Regions from separate parts of the Homo sapiens genome. Here region 2 is linked to region 1. Evidence: read pairs that join two places in POLR2A ChIA-PET (ENCODE). Cell type or tissue: OCI-LY7. All regions are shown on one strand.

What was found. Peaks named below come from ENCODE experiments on the same cell type or tissue, not always from the same donor. Only the 100,000 strongest peaks of a DNase experiment are listed, where the experiment ranks them.
Region 2: POLR2A ChIA-PET joins it to region 1 with 7 read pairs; 4 of 35 experiments call an interaction of 5 or more read pairs at or near these places.

Annotation. Positions count from the first base shown.
Region 1 is chr20:35,500,456-35,504,455 of GRCh38, forward strand. CEP250 (centrosomal protein 250) reads left to right here. Exons shown (of 35, transcript NM_007186.6): 29 at 1,390-1,511; 30 at 1,935-4,000. Among named protein-coding and RNA genes, the nearest start is that of CEP250-AS1, 11 kb to the left of the region's middle. In OCI-LY7, no CTCF peak of the experiment used is centred here; a DNase peak (open chromatin) is centred at 2,046; H3K4me3 peaks cover 339 bases; H3K27ac peaks cover 1,665 bases.
Region 2 is chr20:35,840,535-35,844,534 of GRCh38, forward strand. PHF20 (PHD finger protein 20) reads left to right here. Exons shown (of 18, transcript NM_016436.5): 3 at 2,039-2,210. Among named protein-coding and RNA genes, the nearest start is that of PHF20, 71 kb to the left of the region's middle. In OCI-LY7, no CTCF peak of the experiment used is centred here; no DNase peak of the experiment used is centred here.

The sequences.
Region 1 (4,000 bases):
CCGGGGTCTCTAGGAGCTCCTGCACAATTATAGGATTGGGGGCTAGAAGGGACCTCCAGTGTCATCTGGCTCAACCCTGTCTGGAATTGAGGGCCAAGGCTCTCTGTGATGAGGATGAGGACATATTGGGATGATTACCAGGCAGCGCTGGGGCTGGCAGCAGCAGGGAGTGCTTGAACTCCTGGCCTCAAGTGATCCGCCTGCCTCGACCTCCCAAAGTGCTAGGATTACAGGCGTGAGCCACTGCGCCCAGCTGCACTGCATTATTTACCCAGAAATGTGAGGTGAGATCTAGATGCACTTCCAAAGGGGTGCTGACCACCTTGAACTATTTTTTCAGCTTTGCTTGGCCTTTGAGGCCCATCCTGGAAGAAGAGATTAGGAGGAACAGATTTGATGAACTGAAAGAAGGAAATGGCTGGGCTTCCATTTTCTGTCTCTGTAGATTTAAAAATTAAAAAAATTGGAGACCCAGGGCCAGGACTGTAAGAACATTATAAAACTGCATCTTTTGTCATCCATGTTACTTATTTTTATCATCTTCAACTGTGTCCTCCAAGTTAGCCTTTGGTAGCTGAGGGATTATGAGCTTATTTGGGAGAAAGCAAAGAGAGGGGATCTGGGGAGGATATATCCATGTGCCAGCCAAGGACTAGAAAGTGTCATGACTCCTTACAAAGGACAGGAGAGGAAGGGTCTTGAAGCTCAAGTTTCTACTGTAAAAGAGAAGAGTTAGCCGGGTGTGGTGGTGGGCACCTGTAATCCCAACTACTCGGGAGGCTGAGGCAGGGGAATCGCTTGAACCCGGGAGGTGGAGGTTGCAGTGAGCCGAGATTGTGCCACTGCATTCCAGCCTGGGTGACAGAGCAAGACTCCATCTCAAAAAAAGAAAAAAAGAGAAGAGGACACCTTGGGTCTGGGCCTTTTTTGAGGCCGTTTGAGGGTTCCCTGAGAGCCACAAAAATAATGGGATTCCAACGCCTGTTGCAGAAATGGTGGGCAACCAGCAGAGCCACCCGGGTCTCTAGGAGCTCCTGCACAATTATAGGACTGGGGGCTAGAAGGAACCTCCAGTGTCATCTGGCTCAACCCTGTCTGGAATTGAGGGCCAAGGCTCTCTGTGATGAGGATGAGGACATATTGGGATGATTACCAGGCAGTGCTGGGGCTGGCAGCAGCAGGGAGTGCTGCCAGGCAAATAGAAGCAGCTGGCATCTGCCAGCTCTTGATGTCCTTGATATCTCTAGGACACTGGATATAATTTTCTCCTTCTTGGCCTTCCTTCCCTTTGAATCTGTTCCCCATCCTCCATCTGCCTCTATATCCCTCTATATCCCAAACATGGGTCTTACTCCACTACCTCTCCTCTCCTCTCCTCTCTTCTCAAAGAGAAATCTAAGTGGGAAGGAAAGCAGAACTCCCTAGAATCTGAGCTGATGGAACTACATGAAACTATGGCATCCTTACAGAGTCGCCTGCGGAGAGCAGAGCTACAGCGAATGGAAGCCCAGGTAAAGTGGTACTGGTTTCAGGGAGGGGTTTGCCTCAGGAGTAGTCCCTTGGGCCCACCTTGGCCTGTGGTCCTGTGTCCCACTTCCTTCAGCAAGTCTGTCAGTTCCTCTGGCTGTCTCCATGTCCCTGGGGGCCATTATTCAGGTTCCAATGAATCCTCCTTCAATTGCTTTTTCTGAATTGAGGTTGATATTTTTGCCCCTTGTCCTGAAGGACCAGCGTCTCCCCTGGGCATAGCAGAGTCCTGGAAGGTGGTAGGGATGCCCTTTTACAGTATCAGCTTAAGTGGAATATACCACCACTTTTTTTTGCCCAAGTCCTTATCACTGCTAGTGCCACAAAATAAGAAAGAGAAGGGTCGGTGTTGGGGTGACAGTAGCAGGGAAGTGTAGTCTAAAGTGGCTTTTCATCTTGTCTTCTAGGGTGAGCGAGAGTTACTTCAGGCAGCCAAGGAGAACCTGACAGCCCAGGTGGAACACCTGCAAGCAGCTGTCGTAGAAGCCAGGGCTCAGGCAAGTGCTGCTGGCATCCTGGAAGAAGACCTGAGAACGGCTCGCTCAGCACTGAAGCTGAAAAATGAGGAAGTAGAGAGTGAGCGTGAGAGAGCCCAGGCTCTGCAAGAGCAGGGCGAACTGAAGGTGGCCCAAGGGAAGGCTCTGCAAGAGAATTTGGCCCTCCTGACCCAGACCCTAGCTGAAAGAGAAGAGGAGGTGGAGACTCTGCGGGGACAAATCCAGGAACTGGAGAAGCAACGGGAAATGCAGAAGGCTGCTTTGGAATTGCTGTCTCTGGACCTGAAGAAGAGGAACCAAGAGGTAGATCTGCAGCAAGAACAGATTCAGGAGCTAGAGAAGTGTAGGTCTGTTTTAGAGCATCTGCCCATGGCCGTCCAGGAGCGAGAGCAGAAGCTGACTGTGCAGAGGGAGCAGATCAGAGAGCTCGAGAAGGATCGGGAGACTCAGAGGAACGTCTTGGAGCATCAGCTTCTAGAACTTGAGAAGAAAGACCAAATGATTGAGTCCCAGAGAGGACAGGTTCAGGACCTGAAAAAGCAGTTGGTTACTCTGGAATGCCTGGCCCTGGAACTGGAGGAAAACCATCACAAGATGGAGTGCCAGCAAAAACTGATCAAGGAGCTGGAGGGCCAGAGGGAAACCCAGAGAGTGGCTTTGACCCACCTTACGCTGGACCTAGAAGAAAGGAGCCAGGAGCTGCAGGCACAAAGCAGCCAGATCCATGACCTGGAGAGCCACAGCACCGTTCTGGCAAGAGAGCTGCAGGAGAGGGACCAGGAGGTGAAGTCTCAGCGAGAACAGATCGAGGAGCTGCAGAGGCAGAAAGAGCATCTGACTCAGGATCTCGAGAGGAGAGACCAGGAGCTGATGCTGCAGAAGGAGAGGATTCAGGTTCTCGAGGATCAGAGGACCCGGCAGACCAAGATCCTGGAGGAGGACCTGGAACAGATCAAGCTGTCCTTGAGAGAGCGAGGCCGGGAGCTGACCACTCAGAGGCAGCTGATGCAGGAACGGGCAGAGGAAGGGAAGGGCCCAAGTAAAGCACAGCGCGGGAGCCTAGAGCACATGAAGCTGATCCTGCGTGATAAGGAGAAGGAGGTGGAATGTCAGCAGGAGCATATCCATGAACTCCAGGAGCTCAAAGACCAGCTGGAGCAGCAGCTCCAGGGCCTGCACAGGAAGGTAGGTGAGACCAGCCTCCTCCTGTCCCAGCGAGAGCAGGAAATAGTGGTCCTGCAGCAGCAACTGCAGGAAGCCAGGGAACAAGGGGAGCTGAAGGAGCAGTCACTTCAGAGTCAACTGGATGAGGCCCAGAGAGCCCTAGCCCAGAGGGACCAGGAACTGGAGGCTCTGCAGCAAGAACAGCAGCAGGCCCAGGGACAGGAGGAGAGGGTGAAGGAAAAGGCAGACGCCCTCCAGGGAGCTCTGGAGCAAGCCCATATGACACTGAAGGAGCGTCATGGAGAGCTTCAGGACCACAAGGAACAGGCACGAAGGCTGGAGGAAGAGCTGGCAGTGGAGGGACGGCGGGTCCAGGCCCTGGAGGAGGTGCTGGGAGACCTAAGGGCTGAGTCTCGGGAACAGGAGAAAGCTCTGTTGGCCCTCCAGCAGCAGTGTGCTGAGCAGGCACAGGAGCATGAGGTGGAGACCAGGGCCCTGCAGGACAGCTGGCTGCAGGCCCAGGCAGTGCTCAAGGAACGGGACCAGGAGCTGGAAGCTCTGCGGGCAGAAAGTCAGTCCTCCCGGCATCAGGAGGAGGCTGCCCGGGCCCGGGCTGAGGCTCTGCAGGAGGCCCTTGGCAAGGCTCATGCTGCCCTGCAGGGGAAAGAGCAGCATCTCCTCGAGCAGGCAGAATTGAGCCGCAGTCTGGAGGCCAGCACTGCAACCCTGCAAGCCTCCCTGGATGCCTGCCAGGCACACAGTCGGCAGCTGGAGGAGGCTCTGAGGATACAAGAAGGTGAGATCCAGGACCA
Region 2 (4,000 bases), 340 kb after region 1:
CCACAATCGTAGCTGTGATCTGGTCAGGAAGTCACTACTGGCACTGCCATCTGCACCACTGCTGCTTGACATGCATGAAACTGATGATTAGACATTAGGCTCTGGCTTATTGCAGACCAGCAGCAGCAGCAGCAGCAGCAACATCTGGGAGCTTGTGAGAGCTCTTAGGCCCCAGCTTGGCATACTGAATCAGAATCTTCATTTCAACAGGATACCTTGATGATTTACATGTGTGTGGAAGCTTGATAGGCCTTGTACTGGACCTGGCCACTAACCCAAGGGTCTTTATGACCTTGGCCACCAATTGTAAGGAAGTCAGGGAAATGTAGTTGTTGATTTTCCTAACTCTCAGTCTAGAAAGAAGGTTGAATGGAGGTTGAAAGAAACCATCTACTGAACTGACCACACTTTTCCACAAGTAACCTTTGTTGTTTCTTGGGCATCCTTCCAGATACTTTATGCATATATAAGCATATGTGAATACATATCCTTTTTTCTCCTCTTTAAAAAGTAAGTCAGGTGTGGTAGCTCATGCCTGTAATTCCAGCATTTGGGGAGGCTGAGCCAGGATCTGCTATCCTGGGCAGATAGCTTGAGCCCAGGAGTTTGAGACCAGCCTGGGCAACGTAACAGAACTCCATCTCTACAAAAAATACAAAAATTAGCACTGTATGGTGGTGTGTGCCTGTAGTCTCAACTACTTGGGAGGCTGAGGCTGGAGGGACACGAGCTGGGGAGAGGGAGGTTGCAGTGAGCCGAGATCACGCCACTGTACTTCGGCCTGGGTGACAGAGTGAGACCCTGTCTCAATCAATCAATCAATCAATCAAAATAAAACGAAACAATAGCTTAGCATATACAGTGTTCTGAATCATATAACTGTATATCTTAGAAGAGCTTTCCATATCTTGACAGATAAAATCATCTTGTTCTTTTTAATAACCGCGTAGTATAAGGCTGGGCACGGTGGCTCATGCCTGTAATGCTAGCACTTTGGGAGGCTGAGGTGGGCGGATCATGAGGTCAAGAGATCGAGACCATCCTGGCCAACATGGTGAAATCCCGTTTCTACTAAAAATACAAAAATTAGCTGGGTGTGGTGGCACGTACCTGTAGTCCCAGATACTCAGGAAGCTGAGGCAGGAGAATCACTTGAATCAGGGAGGTGGAGGTTGCAGAGAGCTGAGATCGCGCCACTGCCCTCCAGCATAGCGACAGAGCGAGACCCTGTCTCAAAAAAACAAACAAACAACAACCAAAAAAACTGCACAGTATTCCATTATATTGCTTATAAATGCTTAAAATTGAGACTGTCTGATACAGTCTGGGTTGCATGGTCATTCTGATTTATTGGCACATGTAAAATCTAATCTAGTTGTTAAATCCTTAATGTTTTCTTCCTGCCTCTTGTGTGCTCAAGTCTTCTGTGTATGTCATCTTGTTTAATCCACACTACAACCCAGTGTGCTTCTTCCACTTTACATGAGGGAACTCAGGCTCTGAAAGTTTAATTTAATGGTTCATAAACTGGCCGGGCACAGTGGTTCACCCTTGTAATCTCAGCACTCTGGGAGGTTGAGGCGGGCAGATCACCTAAGGTCGGGAGTTCGAGACCAGCCTGGCCAACATGGCGAAACCCCATCTCTACTAAAAATACAAAAATTAGCTGGGCATGGTGGCGGGCGCTGTAATCCCCGCTACTCGGGAGGCTGAGGCAGGGAGAATTGCTTGAACCCAGGAGGTTGCGGTGAGCCAAGATCACACCACTGCACTCCAGCCTGGGTGACAGAGCGAGACTCTGTCTCAAAAATAAAATAAAATAAAATAGTTCATAAACTAAGGAATATGCAGGTTAGGATTTGGACCTCAAGTCTGTTACCCTCCATAATTTGTGATTTGACCCAACTACACAGAGTCTCTAAACGGTAGGCCTGGTAACCTTCTCCTTTGGGAAGAGGTTTGGAAATGTACCATTATGGATATTTGGATATTTGGGGTGGGTATTAAAGGAATGCCAATTTTTTTTTTTCTGACTCAGGTATCCAGCTCACATAGAAGACATTGACTACGAGGAAGGAAAAGTACTCATCCATTTCAAGCGTTGGAACCATCGTTATGATGAGTGGTTCTGCTGGGACAGTCCTTATTTACGCCCTTTAGAGAAAATACAGCTGAGGAAAGAGGGCTTGCATGAAGAGGATGGATCTTCTGTGAGTAACAAATCTGGGAAGTTCTGTAGTATGCAAGGTCAGCCATTGGGCTGTTTGTGTTTCAATCTTTGATGTTAGTAGCAGCTGGAGACCAGTTCTTATTTAGGCCTATAGTTGTAACCCTGAGATCTCTATGACACCTGGGGCTCTTGAAGAATCCCAATTTTGTTTGTTTGTTTTTTGAGACGGAGTCTCGCTGTGTTGCCCAGGCTGGAGTGCAGTGGTGCAGTCTCTGCTCACTGCAGTCTCCACCTCTCGGGTTCAAGCGATTCTCGTGCCTCAGCCTCCCTAGTAGCTGGGATTACAGGTGCCCACCCTGGCTAATTTTTGTATTTTTAGTAGAGATGGGGTTTTGCCATCTTGGCCAGGCTGGTCTCAAACTCCTGACCAATTTTACGGCATTGTATCCCTAACTTCTAGAACACTGCCTGGCACATTGTAGATCTTCTGATCTTTTGTTAAGCTGTCTGGTCTTTTGTTAAGTGATCATTCTGGCCAGGCGTGGTGGCTCACACCTGTAATCCCAGCACTTTGGGAGGCGGAGACAGGCAAATCACAAGATCGGGAGTTTGAGACCAGCCTGGCCAACATGGTGAAACCCCACCTCTACTAAAAATACAAAAAATTAGCTGGATATAGTGGCGGGCGCCTGTAATACCAGCTACTCGGGAGGCTGAGGCAGGAGAATCGCTTGAACCCAGGAGGCGGAGGTTGCAGTGAGCCAAGATGATCATGCCACTCCACTCCAGCCCGGGTGACAGAGTGATATTCCATCTCAAAAAAAAAAAAAAAAAAAAAAGTGATCATTCCATGTAGAACGTTGTACTAAGTCTCATATGCAAGGTCTTCTTCTTTTGAGACAGGGTCTTGCTCTGTTGCCCAGACGGGAATGCAGTGGTGCAATCATGGCTCACTGCAGCCTCAATCTCCCAGGCTCAAGCGATCTTTCCACTTCAACTTCCCAAGTAGCTGGGACCACGGGCCCACCACACCCGGCTAATTTTTAAATTTTTTTATAGAGACAGTGTCTCGTATTGTTGCCCAGGCTGGTCTTGAACTCCGGGCTCAAGTGATCCTCCCGCCTTGGTCTCCCACAGTGCTAGGATTATAGGTGTAAGCTCGTCCTGCAGAGTCTTTTATAAGCCCTTAAAGAACTTGGAATTGATTGGACTGTATTCCATTTTTCTAAATTTTATCTCTATGCCTGGAGCTTTTACTGACTTCAAAATGCAGTATGAAGTATTAGTTTTAAGGTTTTTTTGTTTTGTTTTGTTTTAAGCAGTGAAAGCACAGATTTATTGAAATGAAAGTACACTCCACAGAGTGGGAGCGGGCTCAAGCAAGTAGCTCAAGAGCCGTTTTTTTGGTTTGTTTTTGAGACGGGGTCTTGCTCTGTTGCTCAGGCTGGAGTGCAGTGGCTCGATCTCACCTCACTGCAACCTCCATCTCCTGGGTTCAAGCGATTCCCCTGCCTTATCCTCCTGAGTAGCTGGGACTACAGGTGCGTGCCACCACACCTGGCTAATTTTTTGTATTTTTAGTACAGATGGGGTTTCACTGTGTTAGCCATGATGGTCTCGATTTCCTGACCTCGTGATCCGCCTGCCTCGGCCTCTCAAAGTCCTGGCATTACAGGTGTGAGCCACCGCGCCCAGCCGGTTTTTTTTTTTTGGTTTTTTTTTTTTTTGATAATGTTGTCCAGCTTTATTTTTGCTTTCTTGCCAAAGATTTGTCAAGCTCCTCACTCTGTCATTATAAAATTCCCACCCTGAGAATCTCCCATTTTTCTT